Linked DNA regions of Homo sapiens: region 1 is linked to region 2. A link is a loop called in an ENCODE intact Hi-C map of the cell type or tissue named here. Cell type or tissue: HCT116. All regions are shown on one strand. Each heading gives the region's core, and the rest is flanking DNA. Links, peaks and the distances in the headings are about the cores only.

Region 1 (8,288 bases), core at 1,980-5,979, 620 kb before region 2:
TGTTTGGATGATTAGCTATCGGAAATTTTTACTTTGATGGTCTTTCATTTTTATCTCAAGGATTTTGGATATTAGTTCCTGTTGCACTCTGATGTACATTAATTTTTCCTACATTTATCTGTCCATCAAACATTTATTGAGAGTCTATTAATTTCCTCTTACACTGAAGGCTCTATAAATATGAGGATGAATAGGAAGAATAGGGCAGGGTTCTCAAGAAGTTCGTCAGTTGATAGAAGGGCCAGATATGTTGAGGCAGTTACGAAGTGCATGATAAATAGAGAAGTACGAAGTGCATGATAAATAGAGAAGTACGAAGTGCATTGGGACTAGGAAAAAAATAAAGAAATACTTCTAGAAAAATAAAGTCCATTTTCTCAGCTTGTTTGAAAGCCATCATCTGTTGTTGTTATTATTTTTCATCAGGGGACAGTAGTCTGATAATTCACCTTGATGCCTTTGGTATATTTTTTAATTGCTTTTAGCTCTTTTAAAAGGTGCTTACCACAGGGTTGAAGGGTAGAGTATATGTAAGGCAATGTGGCTAGAGCCTACTGGTATAACCCATTCCAAAGGAGTGACCTCTTATCTGGTCAAAGGAAGACCAGTGGCCAGTAGGGTTGCCTGTGTTTTCACAGTGGATATCCTGGAGCTCCTGAAGTTGGTACTACTGGAACACAGAACATTCCCTACTGAAGAGAATGTTATAAAGTGCATATGTTCTTTCTTTCTGCAATTTTCAAGGATTGTGCACATCTCTCAGTAACCTAGCCTTCTTTTGAAGCCTTGCTTACAAGACAGAAAATTAGGTGAGTGGCTGAGATTTAGAAGTGCGTATCTACCAAGGGGGAGAGAATAAACTGTCTTTTGAGCAGAGAGGTGGCGCGAAAGCTCACCAACTTCCTGGGTCCAGTATTCTCAGGAGGCCATCTCTTCTGCTGAGGATGGCTTCCTGCAATGGGCTGTGGGTTTGTTTTATCTCTGACCCAAAATAGCATTTGTATTCAGTTCTCTCAATGGAGAGAGTGGAGAGAGCAAATTTCATTTCTTCATTATGCAAAAAGACACATGTATTTATAATGAACAACTCCATTTGGCTTTTTACTTTTAGGTGGGCATAGACTTCAATTGATGCCAGATCCTCCTTTTTCCTTGGAGAATCATGCTTGTACTTTCTTAAATTACATTTATCTACCCTTCTGCATTTTCTTTACTCTGATATTCTTTTTGGAAACTTTTTTTTTTTTCAAACCTCCAAACCACAAAGTGAAACAACAGGGAACATGTTCTTACAACTGGGAAGTCAACATGACAGACATGTTTGGATGTCTGTTATATAGCTTGCTGTAGACCCATCTATTAATAAATAACTGAACGTGGCCGGGCGCGGTGGCTCACGCCTGTAATCCCAGCACTTTGGGAGGCTGAGTCGGGTGGATCATGAGGTCAAGAGATCGAGACCCTTCTGGACAACATGGTGAAACCCCGTCTCTACTAAAAATACAAAAATTAGCTGGGCATGGTGGTGCGTGCCTGGTTCAAGAGATTCTTGAACCAGGGAGTTGGAGGTTGCAGTGAGCTGAGATCGTGCCACTGCACTCCAGTCTGGTGACAGAGCGAGAGACTGTCTCAAAAAAAAAAAAAAAAATTGAACGTATATGAAGACTATAAGTAGGAAACTTACCCACCAAGAATTAAAAAAGAATGAAAAGGCTTTCTGAATCCAAGCTTTAACTTATTTTCAAAGCACTAATGTAGGCCAGTGGACATTTGTCACATGCAAGATGTATTAGGCATTGTGAGACCAGATTATGGAGAATGTGGGAAGCTAAGACTGACAGTTGCCAGGTTAGCATCTTCATGTTCCCTGAACAGAGGAAGAGATGTTGAGGTTGTCATGACATCACTCACAGAAGGCTCTTGCATCACTTTCCTCGTCTCCCTTTCATTACTAGTAAGACTTAGAATCCCAGAGGCCTTTGGTTTGCTTTTCTGCTTCTATGCTTCAGGGGACCTGGTACCGTGTAGTCATTAAATGAATGCCCAATAAGGCCCAAAGCCTGGAATCATATTTGCATCCTGTTGACATATATTTACATAGGTTGCTATCATTATCTGTTTTTGATCACCCTAAAGGGGCTTTGGAAACACAAGTATTATACATCATAATTTTTGAGGAACAATATCTTTCTTTGATGGCTTTGAATTTGGAGGTCTTAGAACCAACTTGTTATGGGTGAAAATTGCAAAACCTAGGTGTGGGGTTGGGGGGAAGTTGGAGAACAGAACAATGCTATTGACAACTTGATATTCCAAGAGCAGAGAAAGCTATTTCAGGATATGTTTTCTCGTTTTGGACATCAAATGCCTATCCAAGTTCTGGAAAATGTGGCTCAAGGGTTGCATGGGTCCTGGGCAGCTCTTGATCTGAAGTCCCTCATCCTGGCCTTTGATCTCCCACTCCTTTACTGTTGCCAGGATGGAGGGTGATGGAGTTGAGTTCACATCAGCATTTGAAGTAATGCGGTCCTCATACTGTCTTCTGCTCGAGTTTACTCAGGTTCATTACAGGGGTGGGGTTAGAGGGCCATTTGTCTTGGGCCTCAGATTGAAGAAGGGCCTCAAAGCTGAACTTTAAAATCTTTCTCCAAAACATGGTGTGCATATGGTTATTAAAATTATTATTGGGACAAAAACATTTATTTGCTAAATATAAATGTATGAAAAATACCATAATTTTTGTAGCAGTATTTTAACACATTTTAAAAAATATATTAGAAGTGTCCAAATGTGGAATTGGCTCAGATGTCTCAGCTTCTGAGAAGCTCAGAATTTACCACCAAACAGCAGCCAACGTATGAGGTCCCTTGGGCTTTCGTCCCATGCCAAATGACCCAGCTGATAGAGCCTAAGAACAGATTAGATTCCCTACAGATCCTGATCTTTGAGTATGTACTTCAAAGTGGGGTTTTTAACATCAGTTTTTAAACTTTGCTCTGCATGCTTGTAGGACACTAGCATATTTTGACTTATAAGAATTAATATTTTACCCATTGAAAAAGTACCCCTACTGGGCCACATTTTTAACTATTTAAATTGGGAGAAAAAAGCTGAAATACCCAGAGTTCATGGAGAAAAAAGTGAAATAGGATCTGCCAATATCTGTCAGTACTCCATAGGAACAAAGCAGTGGAAATGAAACTCAGTGTTTGGGCTGTGCATGTGTGCGTGTGTGTATGTGTGTCTTTGTGCAGTTGGCAGATCAACCCTAAACAGGCCTCGTGTGGCTGAGGCTCATGCATTCACAAATCCAGGTGGTGGCCTCCATTTGCAAAAAAATTTCTTTGTTTTGCCATTCTCTGGGCAGAAAGTACTGCCAATAATATATGAGTAATATCTGGGGCTCATTTCCATTTGGATGTGGAGACTTAGGTCTCTAAAACTTTCCAAAAAAAATGTCCGATTGGGCCAGTAGGGAAAGCCATGATGCAACCTTAGTGGACTCATTTATGCTTTGATTGCCATTTCCTGTAGATATCCATGTTTATACATTACGAGGCATAATGTGCTTCATCTTATTATGTGCTATTATTTTAATTTTTCCAATGATAAAATAATGCATGCTTTTTTGTAGAAAATTTGGAGAAATGTATCCTATATAGAAGCTTAAAGGAAGTATGTATAATCTCAGCAAGCAGTGTTATCTCATGCTGACTTAATTCTAAAAGAAATTTTGGTAATTTTTGTTAATTCTTTGTTAATTCTATGCAAATCATTCCATTGAAAATAATAATGACAGAAACATCAGAGTTTTAGGTTTGATCATCAAAACCTGTTTACTGTGAACCTAAAATACAACAGGGACCTGTTGGGATGCATCTAAATTCCAAAGGTCATGTGGATACGTCCTCAAATCTTTTGTTTCTGTTTTAAAATGACAGTGATGGTAAATATTTATGGTTGACTGTGTATCATTGCCCTACATTTTTTATGTGAACCAACTATTTTAATAATTACAAGAATCTTAAAGGAAAGTGCCATTGGTAGAGTCCCATTTTACAGATGGAAAAATTGAGATGAAAAAGATTAAGTAACTTGGCCAAGGTTACAGGCAACTATGCAGTAGAGGTGAGTCAGCCCGTCTTCCAGAAACCCTGAGCATCTTCCCTTCTAAACTTGAAAGTGTTTAGTTTCTTCAACTAAGGGCATAACCGGGTCAGTCAGGATGTATTTGACCACATGAAAGGGCAGCAAAACACATCTCTTTGCTTTGATTTCTGTAGAAACATGTCCCCTGTGTTAAGTGGTGACAAGCCTCGTGGGGGTTTTGCTCAGGCGACAGGCTGGAAATGCATGTGTGGCAGGCGGGCTTGTGAGATCACATCCGAAGCTGGCTGGACTCAGTTCAGTCCTTTGGAGTGTTGATTCAGATGACGGGGGGAAGAGGCGAACCCCTCTTCTTTGGCTTAGAAGATTACGGATCTGTAACTTCAAAAGCTGTTTGCAATTTTATATTCACGTCTCGCTGCCAAGGTGCTTGTCTTATCTGCAGTCTGTTGGCTGGGGCCCTTGTGAGTAAGCTGGGCGGTTTCCTCCTGCATTTGGAAGGAAGTTGCAGGGTCAAAAAGGGGGGTGGGTGGTGGAGAGGTGAGTGTGGCTGAGAGGATGACACCAGCGGAAACAAGGGAAATAGTCTGGGAGGAGGGCCAGACGAGCAGGGTGTGTCAGAGTGAACTCAGGGAGAGGAGAGGAAAGGCCCTTTCCTAGTCTGTGCTGATCTGGGAGGACACACCATCTAAACAGGAAGAGCACAGAACAGAGATTCATCAGACAGACCTGCTTGGGGTTCTTGCTTGCTGGTTTTAAGGCTTTGTGACCTTGGTCAATTTACTAAACCTCTTTGGCCCACCTTCCCCTTCTGTACTGTTTGCTGTATGGTCTGTTTTTTGCTAAGCTCAGGTGGTAATGTTGCCCTCAATACTCCATGCCCAGCTTGTTACAGAAGGAAGAATGCTGGTCTAGGAGACAGGAGATCTGGGTGGATTTTCTGTCCTTACTCTTCATCAGCGATCTGACCCTGGGCAAGATTAAGAACTAATGTGACCCCCAGTTTCTTAATCTGTCAAGTGGGTATAATAATACATACCCTTTTAACTTCACAAGGTTTCTGGGATGCTCAAAGAAGATCAGGTGTTTGAAAAGATTTTGTAAACCTAAAAGGATTATACGTTGAGCTGTTCTAGATGCTGGGTGAAATGTGCGACTGAACACACAGTACTGGTGGACTGCTGGGTTCTCACTCAGGGATGGCAGAAAGGTTTCAATTTGTGAGCCAGCCACTCTCATTGACTGGGAGTGGCTGCCTGGACCTCCTGAGCTTTGGCTGCGTTCTGAGGGAAAGAGTGCTCATGTTGATTATTAATGTCTGTCATGGACAAAGGGGTAGGAGAAGTGGTTCTTGGATTGTGCGTTTGCTCTTTCTGTTCCCGCCTAGTGATTTCTAAATTCGGTTGCTCATTTAGATTCTCCTGGTTAAAATGCCCCATCAGGCAGATTTCCCATTTCATAGGCCTGGATGTGACCTGGGGTGAAGGCAAGGAATCTTCATTTTTTAAATAAAGCTTTCCTTGCTGGTTATTTTGATAGTTGTGCAGGTGTGGAGAGGTGGAGCAGGCATCGAGTCACATGGGAGCTCCAGGTGAGTCTCATGGAGCTCTGAGCATTGGAAGAATGGAGCACAGAAGAGTTAAGCAACTTTTCTAGACATGGTCGTAAGTTTGAAAAATGTAGATCAGGCCTGTGGTTTCTAGTAGGTTGCCTAACTCTTTCTTCATTAAACAAATGGGTTGTATTGTCTGTTATGATGATTCTCCCACTGGCTTCAGGCCTGATTATTTTTCCTTGTGGTTCAGACAGCTGCTCCAAAAGAGTCAGATGCTGAGATCCATTGTCCACCCTGGCTCCTGCTCTGAATTGACATCAGTTTGCAACTAGCAGTTTCATAAATCAAGAAAAAGAAGAAAGGTAAATTAATGACTGTGTTAACTAGAGGGGCTCTGAATTTCTGCTTTACATGTACTCATTTTGAATTTCACTTTTATTATAATGAACTTGCAAACACAGCATTGCAATAGTATATGCACCTCCCAAAGATGCTGGGAAATAGCTGATATTTCATCATTTGAGGACAGTTTGTGCCTGCAAGTGGCAGAGGTGCAGGAGGAGACAAATAAAAGGGATGCCTACATCCTATTTCCATGAATTTCTGTCCTCTGAGCTGAAAGACAATTTACAAGTTGGCTGATAAGACCTTGAAGAAAGAAGATATTTTAAAACTTTAATTGAAAATCCCCATTCCTTCTCATTGAAGAAGCAAAAGAAGAAACTATAATGATGGACACTCTGGTGCTAGTATCAGTCATTTTGATCACAAGACGTGGACCAGCCCACCTTGGAGCTCACTGTGGTGGTGGCCTGGTCCTAATGCAAGTCCTAATGGAGCTCTTGGAACTGGCTGTAGCCTTTGCTGAGCAGGAGCAACTATGTCTCTGGTTCTTAAGGATTGAAAAGGTAAGGTTGCAGTTCTGGATGCTGGCATTACTTCAGGGCAACACACACACACACATACACACACACACACACACTCAGTACTGTAAGTCATCCTTTCTCTCGTAGGGGAAGATGTGTACTTTTTTTTTTTTTTTTCTTGAGATGAAGCCAAACTGAAGAAAAACGAACAGAAAAAAGAATCACAGGCCCACAGCTTACATGTCATTCATACAGGCAGGATTCAGGGCCTCGGCTTCTGCCAAAAGAAAAAGACATTCTACACCCCTATTTCTTAATAATAAATAACGATTTCTACAGCAACAAATGCTTTTAACTCTGCCCCCATCTCTGCTCTATGAGCCTTGAAGGCATTGCAGTTTGAGACCTGCGAGTTGGACCTTTGTCTGCCTGTACTTTCTGAGAACTCATGTAAGAATGAAAACACACACATATACACACACACACAAACACAAAAAACAACAAACACCAAAGCATTCTGACATGAAACTCTGGCGCCCATTTCTCTGAGGCAGTACATCATTTTAAAGCTTTTAATTTCTAGAGTAAGGAGTACATTAGTTGTGCCAAATGAATATTCAAATTGCAGGTACTCCAGGATTTATGCTGATTCTAACTTTGAGGGTTGCACTTTTGAGTTTAATTTTGTCTTGTTTTAAGCATGGGAGTGAGGGGAAATACAGGAGTGCACAAGTAGGCAAAAGGGCAGGCATGATTGATGGCCATAGAAAGTCCTGACAAATTTGTAGTCAATATTGTTTGTCTAGAGAGGATTGTGTGACAAAAGAAGTGTCAGCAGCCACTGAAGTCTCATTCTTCAGGACCCAGCCTCCGAGTTAGAATAGGGGGCTTGAGTGAAATGCCTGTCACGCTTAATTGGAAAAATCACTCCAGATGAGTGAGAGAGGCTGACAGTTATGCATTACAGAGAGAATTTAGTGTGTCTTACAAGGTTGATACAGGCACCAAAAGTGACTGGCTTTAGCTTTTCCCTATTAGGACGGCCACTAGAAGGATAAAACCCAAGAAAAGAAGCTACTTCTTGCTTCAGATTCACAAGTGCTTGTAAAAGACTTCCACCTTCATTACTTTCATTGTCACGCCGGTCTTTACCTCAATTCCTTTTTTTTTCTTAGGTTTTCATTCTGTCCTGGCTTTCTTAAATACCAGGGACAATTTCACTGGGCATACAGTGGAGAAAGGGAAACCATAGACTTACTCATTCTCTCTCTGTCTCACTCTTTCTCTATCTCTCTCTCTGTCTCTCTCTCTCAGTGTGAATGTTTGCCTGTCTTTGTGGAATTGGTAATGAACATTTCCAGCCATTACTTCCAGTGCACAAAGGCTAAACTCACTTTGTCATTTGATAATTTGTTTATCTGTCAGCATCTCTCACCCTGAAATGATGAGGCTTTGGGAGAGCTGTGGTTTCTCATCCAGGTGAAGTCTGAGAGCCTATGGTTCTATAAGGGCTAGAGAGTTTGAGAGCGGAGATGGATAACTTGTTCTCTGAGTCCTGGGAGCCCGCTGTTTCAGGGCTAGCACCACCAACATTTGGATGCTTGGGTGCAATTTGGTCATGGGTCTCTTCAGTTTAATTTTCATCTTCCTGTTGGGTGTCTCAGCATTTGTCTCTGTGATCGCATAGATTTTTGAGAGGCTGAGGACGGCTGCTTTGCCTTGAAGCTTCTGAGCCTGTTTGGCCTCCAAGACTTCAGCCA
Region 2 (8,288 bases), core at 2,379-6,378:
CCGCTGTGCTCTCAGGCAATAGATGATTGGCTGTTTCTTTACCTCCTGTTTTTGCCTAATCAGCATTTTAGTGAGCTCTCTGATTGGTCAGGTGTAAGCTCAGTTGCAAGCCCCGTGTTTAAAAGTGGATGTGGTCACCTTCTCAGCTAGGCTTAGGGATTCTTAGTCAGCCTAGGAAATCCAGCTAGTCCTGTCTCTCAGTCTGAGACACTTAGTGAACTTTGTGTTGGGAGATGGAAGCTGGATGGCCCTCGGGGGCTGACCTGCAGGGTGTTGAAATTTGGGATATAGCAGAGAGAGAACTTGGCACAACTTGTTACCGCAGGCTGTAGAATCCTGTAAGAGAGCTGCCATGCAGCCCACGCCCGGTCGACTGGAGGACCGCCCTAGTAGAAAGGGGACAATCTGGGCCTCTGGCCTGCAGTGCACACAAGCATAACAATTGCCTTTGTTTAACATGTGGACAGAACATTTAATCCATTTTAACCAGGCATTTACATCTTTATACCCTGTTTCAATGGCTATGGTTTGCCTTAGGTCTCCTATTTCTACTACTGAGACCTTGCTTTTGTCACTTGGCATGAGGCGAGTCATAGTTTGATTTCATAGGTTTGGGAAAGGGGCAGCCATAGGAGGTGGAGGAGGGAGAACAAAGCATACCTTGAAGAAGCCTATAGGATCCTTTCCAGTGACTTCTGCTCCTAAACCATAGAAGTGCTCTAAAGTGGGGTAAGAGTTGCTAGTGGTAGGAATAGTAATGGATATAAGCACTGGGTAAGGAAAGGAAAGGAAAAGATAGATGGACTAAGCTTTTTTTAGGTTTAATTTGGTAGAGGATTGTCCAGGAACAATGACCCATGATTCTGATGATAATGGCACTTGCTTGACTAGGGTGTGATGTGTCCATCCTTTTCTGCTGTACAAACAGCAATCTCGGTGGTTAGCAGCACAATGCAGGGTCCTTCCCAGGCTGGCTCAAGTTTCCCTTCTTTCCACCCTTTGATGAGAACGTGATCCCCAGGCCGATGCTGATGTACTGGAAACTCCAAAGGCGGCGCCTCTGCTGAAAGACCTCTTGTTTTAAGGGAGGAGAAAGTGGAGGTTAACCCAAGTAAATAATTTCTAAGAAATTGATCTTTTGTTTTAAATGTGGGGACATCAGCAGTGGACTTTATAGTCCTTGGTGCCTTCTTGCTGAGAAATTTTCTTTTTTTTCTTTTTTTTTCAGAAGGAGTCTTGCTCTGTCACGCAGGCTGGAGTCTGGAGTGCAATGGCATGATTTCGGCTCACTGCAAGCTCTGCCTCCCGGGTTCACGCCATTCTCCTGCCTCAGCCTCCCGAGTAGCTGGGACTACAGGCGCCCGCCACCACGCCCGACTAATTTTTTGTATTTTTAGTAGAGACGGGGTTTCACCATGTTAGCCAGGATGGTCTTGATCTCCTGACCTCGTGATCTGCCTGCCTCAGCCTCCCAAAGTGCTGGGATTACAGGCATGAGACACTGTGCCCAGCCTGAGAAATTTTCTTTAGCACCTATTTTTATTAGTTTTTAGACCAAAGAAAGCCAAACACCATTTTATATTTAACAATGCTTCCTGTATGATTTTATACCAGATGAACTAAATTTCACCTTTATATTAGTGTTATTAATGTTAAACTTAATTTTAATGAAACCTTATAGACATATTTATCCAATTTTAATGTCTGACCATAAGGTAAGATTTTTATAGACTCTTTTTAACCATTTATAATTTTTGTTAAAGAGCAGGTTAGTGCTTTAAGAAAAATCTGTTGTGCTTTTATTTTAATGTCCCGTTCACAGAAAAACTGGATACCCCTTTAACTTTAGCCAATATGTTTACACACAGAATTTCCTTTACAATTAACATTTCAAAACTTGCTTAAACCTTTAAAACAAATTTTTTTTTTTTTTTTTGAGATGGAGTCTCGCTCTTTTGCCCAGGCCGGAGTGCAGTGGCGCTATCTCGGCTCACTGCAACGTCGACCTCCCGGGTTCACGCCATTCTCCTGCCTCAGCCTCCCGAGTAGCTGGGACTATAGGTGCCCGCCACCACACCCAGCTAATTTTTTGTATTTTTAGTAGAGATGGGGTTGCACCATGTTAGCCAGGATGGTCTCAATCTACTGACCTCGTGATCTGCCCACCTCAGCCTCCCAAAGTGCTGGGATTACAGGCGTGAGCCACCGCGCCCGGCCAATAAAATATTTTTTTAACCTTTTAATGTAGGTAAAAATCCATATTCTTATGCCTCCTTGTAATCCTTTTACCAAAAATACATTTTACTTTCCTTACACACCTTGCACATAAACTGTTTCTTCAATAGTTTTACATTCAGGAGGCCTAATTACTTTTAAATTATACAACATTTCCCTTTTATAACTTTTTTTCACGACTTTCACAGACAATTCTTCAATGTGCCTCAACTTTTTGACTTGTTGCAAACATCCCTTTCTTTAAACAACCAGTTAATTTGTTTTAGGACAAGAATTTACCATATAATATTCTTTTTACATAAATTCTCCCCCATTTTTTGTTTTCAAAGATAACCATTCTTTTCCAAAGTGAACTTCCTTCATGTCTGTGGACTAGGCTGCCTTAGGCCACAAAATTAGAAGTTAGGATAATACATGTTACACTGTTAACTTTTAGCAAATTTTACTTTTGTTGAAAACTTTGTAAGTTTGGGATTTCAATTATTCTTTGCTATTAGTAAGACTTCGTTCAGTCCATATTAACTTAGAATTGGTATAGATAGCTCCTTCCTGATTCTGTAAGTATTTTAAGGCTTGGCTGAATGCAAACAGCTCACACGTTTGAGCAGACCAACTATTAGGCAATTTTCCTAACTCTGCTTCTACAAGAGTTTCCTTATCACTTACTGAATACCCATTGTGTCTTTTTCCCTCAATCACCCGGGAGGAACCATCTATTGTCCTGTCCTGAAGGGAGTTCCTCCTAGGTCTGGTTGGACCTTTGTATGGTAATCAATTAAGATTTAGATCCCCTGTTAGGAAGCCTGCTGGGTTAAGGGAATTTTCAGTGTTTAATGTTAAATCATCTTTTTCTAACAGAATAGCCTCATACTTTAAGGTTCTTGAGTCAGTATGCTACATTTTTGCTTTTTTTTTTTTTTTTTTTGACTTAGGATAGTTCCAACCTGATGAGGTGTGCTCACAATGAAGTTTCCTCTAAAAGTTATTTTTCTACTTTCTTCTGTTAACAAAGCAGTCGCCACTACAGATTAAATGCATTTGGGCTATCCACAGGTTACAGGGTTAAGGATTTTTGATTAGGAAAGGCTACGGGTTGTCAGTGGCCTCAGTGCTTTCAGGCTACACCCTTGTTTACACTGACAACAAGGTGGTATTGGAATGTTATAGGGTCAAGGAGAAGACCTTCAACTATCAATTATAGGTTTTTAATTTATCCTGGCACTTAAAGGAATAGGGTACACTGTTTTCTCTTTACTACTTCTATCTCTCTCTCTCTCTCTTTGACTCTCTGTCTCTTTCTCTCTGACTTCCTCTCCAAGTTTCTCTTTCCTCTCTGCTGGTCTTTCCCTGCCTCTGCCAGCTGCTTATGCTGCTGTTCCCCCCTCTCCTTCCCCTTCCCCTAGGGGAGGGACCAGCAGGAGTGGAGCTACTCTTTCTTCCCCACAAGAAGAAAGGAAAGGGGAGTTCTGAATATTTTTCTAACTACCAGAGGTTTGTGTAAGGTTCAACCCCCTGAAATTTGTGGAAGTCTCAACCACTCAAACCAGGGGTGCCTTGCCTTGCCTGTCCTGGAAGTCTCAACCCCTCAAACCAGGGATGTCTTGCCTTGCTGCCCTGGAAGGTTGACCTGTTTCCTCCCTTTCCCCATCTGACGGTCCTTTGCACACTTCCCACTCATGTTGTCCTCTCTGGCTGCTCCCCCAAGGAAGAATTAGACCCCTCTTAGCATTGGTATGCCGGTATAAATCCCACAGCAGGATCTGCCCTAAGCCATATGAGGTAGCCACAGAACCGTGGAGAGGACCCACTCACTCCAGCAGTAGGACTTGTCACCATCCACATGAACAATACCATAAGAAGGGTTGTTTGTGATCATTCACGCACACACACACACATTTGGCCCTCCAGAATTTGACCACCAAGGAAGTACTTTACCAGCTCCCATGGTTTCTCCTTCCTTGGTCTGTGCAGAGTCATTACCGCAGTATGTGAGGATCCTTTACCCTACGTTGCTAGCCAGTTTCTTTCCACGTTGCTGAGAGTCCCAGTTTATTCATCACACTGGGTGGATCTCGGTTCCTCACCCCTGAGGCTGCCAAAAACGAGGTAGTGGGGCATGCCTTCTCACAAGAGAGGACTGGAGACCCACCCTAGAGGAGACTGTAATCCTGGACGAGCCCCCAAAATTGTTAGAAATAGATAATCGGTGCTGCAAAGAAAAGTCAGCTTGGAGACAAATGATCTCTTAGCAAGGCTGTCTTTACTTTCTGCAGAAAAGGTGCTCAGTTGCAGATGGAACAATAGCGAGAACACACCTGGGTGGGAAAGGGGTTCTTATTCCTGATGCACGTGGCCCCTGCTGCTGTGTCGTTCCCCTATTGGCTAGGGTTAGACTGCACAGGCTAAACTAATTCCGATTGGCTAATTTAAAGAGAGTGATGTGGTGAGTGGTTTAGCGGGAAAAATGGTTATGGAATAAGTCAGAGTGGAGGAGAAGTCAGGCAGGAGCAGGTAACCGGAACGTGTCAGGGTGGAGCAGGTAATTGGAGTGAGTCAGGATGGGGCAAGTGATCAGAATGAGTCAGGTTGGGGAAGGTGATCATAATGAGTCAGGGTGGGGCAGGTGATCAGAATGAGCCAAGGCAGGCAGGTAATTGGAATGAGTCAGGGTGGAGCAGGTAATTGGAATGAGTCATGGTGGGGCAGGTGATCAGAATGAGTCAGGGTGGAGCAGGTAATCGGAATGAGTCAGAGTGGAGCAGGTGATTGAAAAAGGTTGCTTTATGAGGAAGTTAAGTTTAAAAGTAGAAGGCAAAGAATCGAACATACTGACATATTGATTCTTTGAAGAGAAATTTAGAACTCATATCTAACGCCATCAAGTGAGGAAAGTGATCTAGTTATTGATAATGAAGGTGTGATTGAACCAGACACTGATGCCCCTCAAGAACTGGGAGATTAAAATGCAGAGATAACAGAGGAGATGATGAATCAGGCAAATGATAAGAAAGTGGCTGCTATTGAAGCCCTAAGTGATGGTGAACTGCAGAAAGCCATTGACTTATTCACAGATGCCATCAGGCTGAATCCTTGCTTGGCCATTTTGTATGCCAAGAGGGCAAGTGTCTTTGTCAAATTACAGGAGCCAAACGCTGCTATCTGAGACTGTGACAGAGCCATTGAAATAAATCCTGATTCAGCTCAGCCTTACAAGTGGTGAGGGAAAGCACACATACTTCTAGGCCACTGGGAAGAAGCAGCACATGATCTTGCCTTTGCCTGTAAATTGGATTATGATGAAGATGCTAGTGCAATGCTGAAAGAAGTTCAACCTAGGGCACAGAAAATTGCAGAACATCAGAGAAAGTATGAGTGAAAACGTGAAGGGTGAGAGATCAAAGCAAGAATAGAAAGAGTTAAGAAGGCTCAAGAAGAGCATGAGAGAGCCCAGAGGGAGGAAGAAGCCAGATGACACTAAGGAGCTCAGTATAGCTCTTTTCCAGGTGGCTTTCCTGGGGGAATGCCTGGTAATTTTCCCTGAGGAATGTCTGGAATGGCCAGAATGCCTGGACTCAATGAAATTCTTAGTGATTCAGAGGTTCTTGCAGCCATGCAGGGTCCAGAGGTTATGGTGGCCTTCCAGGATGTGGCTCAGAACCCAGCAAATATGTCACAATACCAGAGCAACCCAAAGGTTATGAATCTTATCAGTAAATTGTCAGCCAAATTTGGAGGTCAAGTGTAATGCCCTTCTGATGAATAAAGCCCTTGCTGAAGGAAAAACAACCTAGATCACCTTATGGATGTCACAATAATACAAAGCAGTGTACCTCTGACCTTCTCATCAAGAGAGCTGGGGTGCTTTGAAGATAATCCCTACCCCTCTCCCCTAAATGCAGCTGAGGCATTTTACAGTGGTTTGCCATTAGGGTATTCATTCAGATAATGTTTTCCTACTAGGAATTACAAACTTTAAACAATTTTTAAACCTTAAAAATATTTAAAACAAATTTAAAGGGTCTGTTAATTCTTATATTTTTTTACTAATGATTTTGGATTTTTTTTGAATTATTGGGCAGGGAAAACATTTATGTATGGAAGATTATTGCTCTAATTTGAGTGAAATAAAAGTTTATTAGTGCGAAGCAAACGTAACTCATTTGAGGATAAAGTTTGTGCTGGATATGTCGTTCCTGAAGCATTTTGACTTGTCTTTTTAAATGCTTTATCTTTTCTTTAAAGAATTATTTTAATAAAACTAATTGGGAACACCAGTATTTCACTAGGACCTGGGTAGGGACTGGAAGTACTTGGCAGGGCAGTAGCAATCTTGTTGTGTTTTATATAACATGCATCCTTGGGCAGGCTGCCCTTAAATCTTACACTGTTGTGAAGGGATGAATTTTTTGTAATGCTGCGGTACAGTTGCAGTACTTAGTTCTGTTCTTGTCCAGTAGATCTAATAAATGTTTCATACTATTTCCATATAGGGAAAATAAGGGAGTACTTTTCTTTGTATATTTCTATGCTTAAAATTCTCTTTCCTAGTCAAAAAATGCCCAACTCTCTGTCTGATTTCTGCTTGTTACATTTTTCTCCCTTACTTTTCTTGGGCTAAAGACAGGTTTTTTCTACCAGCATCATCACTGCTATCATCATTAACAGCATAATTATACAATCATATTTCATGCTGAGTTTAATTTAATATGTAATACATACGTGAATTGTAAGATAATACCCAAAACAACTAGTTTCTTACTTGGCCATGAGAATGCTTACTTAAGTTTTAGAGTTCAACTCTGGCAAAATCTTGTCATATCAAAAGACATTGGAAAGAGGGATTCCCTTTGATGTTTGGTCTTCTACTTAGAAAATACCTATTGCAGTAAGAGTTTATCTTGCAGTATTCATCTTTGTATTTTGAAGATAATAAGGTTTGAATTAAATTGATATATACAGAGGGGAACCAATTTTTTTGATCCAATGTGAATTATAAATGAGATAATCCACATTCATTGTGGAGTTGTTGAGACTATGAAAGACTCATTGTCTTTGTATTCAGCTCTTCCTTAAATAGTGTAACCATACCCCCACCTCTGCTTGCTTTCTTTCCCTCCCCTCCAATGAGAAAGAAAATTATAAATAAAAACATAAATTTATCAGAGAAATTTAACAATGAGATTGAAATAACTGACAAAAAAATCAAACGGAAATCTTGGAACTCAGAAATATATTTGCTGAATTAAAAATTCATTAGAGGCCCTCAATAGCAGAATGGATCAAGCAGAGGAAAGACTCAGTGAGCCCAAAGAAAGGCCCTGTATATTTGAGAATACACAGGGGAGAAAAGAGAATGATAAGGAAAAAAGACCACCTGCAAGATACAGACAATTACCTCAAAAGAGCAAATTTAAGAATTATTAGTATTCAAGTGGGAGATGAGCAAGAACAAGGGGTAGAAAACTTATTCAAAGAAATAACAGAAGATGTTCTAAAATGTGAGAAAGATATAAATATCCAGGTTCAGGAAAGTCAGAGAACACTAAACAGATTTGACCCAAATAAGACTACTCCTAAGTATGCAATAATCAAACTCTCAAAGGTCAAAGATAGAGAGAGGATCCTAAAAGCAGTAAGGGAAAATACACAAATAGCAAAAGAGGTACAATTCATCTGGCAACAGACTTCTCAATGGAAACTGTACATGCCAGGAGGGAGTAGAATGACATTTTCTAAGTGCTGAAAGAAAAACCTTCCATCAAAAATACTGCATGCAGCAGTCATTCTTCCAATATGAAGGCGAGATAAGGTATTTCCCAGACAAACAAAAGTGCAGAAAATTCACCACCTTCAGACTCATCTTATAAGAAATGCTTAAAGGGAGTTTTTCCTGCAGAAAAAAAAGAAAGAAAGAAAGGGAGAAAAGAAAAAGAAAGAAAGAAAGAAAGAAAGAAAGAAAGAAAGAAAGAAAGAAAGAAAGAAAGAGGAAGGAAGGAAGGAAGGAAGGAAGGGAGGGAGGAAAGAAAGAAGAAAGAAAGACCATTAACATGAAA

The links. A loop is a pair of places that touch in the nucleus more often than their neighbours do. Peaks named below come from ENCODE experiments on the same cell type or tissue, not always from the same donor. Only the 100,000 strongest peaks of a DNase experiment are listed, where the experiment ranks them.
Region 1: it touches region 2 in a loop (7-fold over the local background); 1 of 110 quality-filtered maps calls a loop at or near these places.

What each region holds. Positions count from the first base shown.
Region 1 is chr5:82,352,826-82,361,113 of GRCh38, forward strand. No RefSeq gene overlaps it. Among named protein-coding and RNA genes, the nearest start is that of RPS23, 79 kb to the left of the region's middle. RefSeq lists enhancers at 1-668, 3,762-4,961. In HCT116, for the core only: no CTCF peak of the experiment used is centred there; DNase peaks (open chromatin) are centred at 4,436 and 4,606; H3K4me3 peaks cover 1,239 bases; H3K27ac peaks cover 1,902 bases.
Region 2 is chr5:82,971,174-82,979,461 of GRCh38, forward strand. It overlaps LOC105379051 (a long non-coding RNA gene), which reads right to left and starts at 4,543. Exons shown (of 3, transcript NR_188290.1): 1 at 4,171-4,543. It also overlaps the pseudogene ST13P12. RefSeq lists an enhancer at 4,091-5,290 and a silencer at 4,697-4,991. In HCT116, for the core only: no CTCF peak of the experiment used is centred there; DNase peaks (open chromatin) are centred at 4,798, 5,298 and 5,854; H3K4me3 peaks cover 3,441 bases; H3K27ac peaks cover 4,000 bases.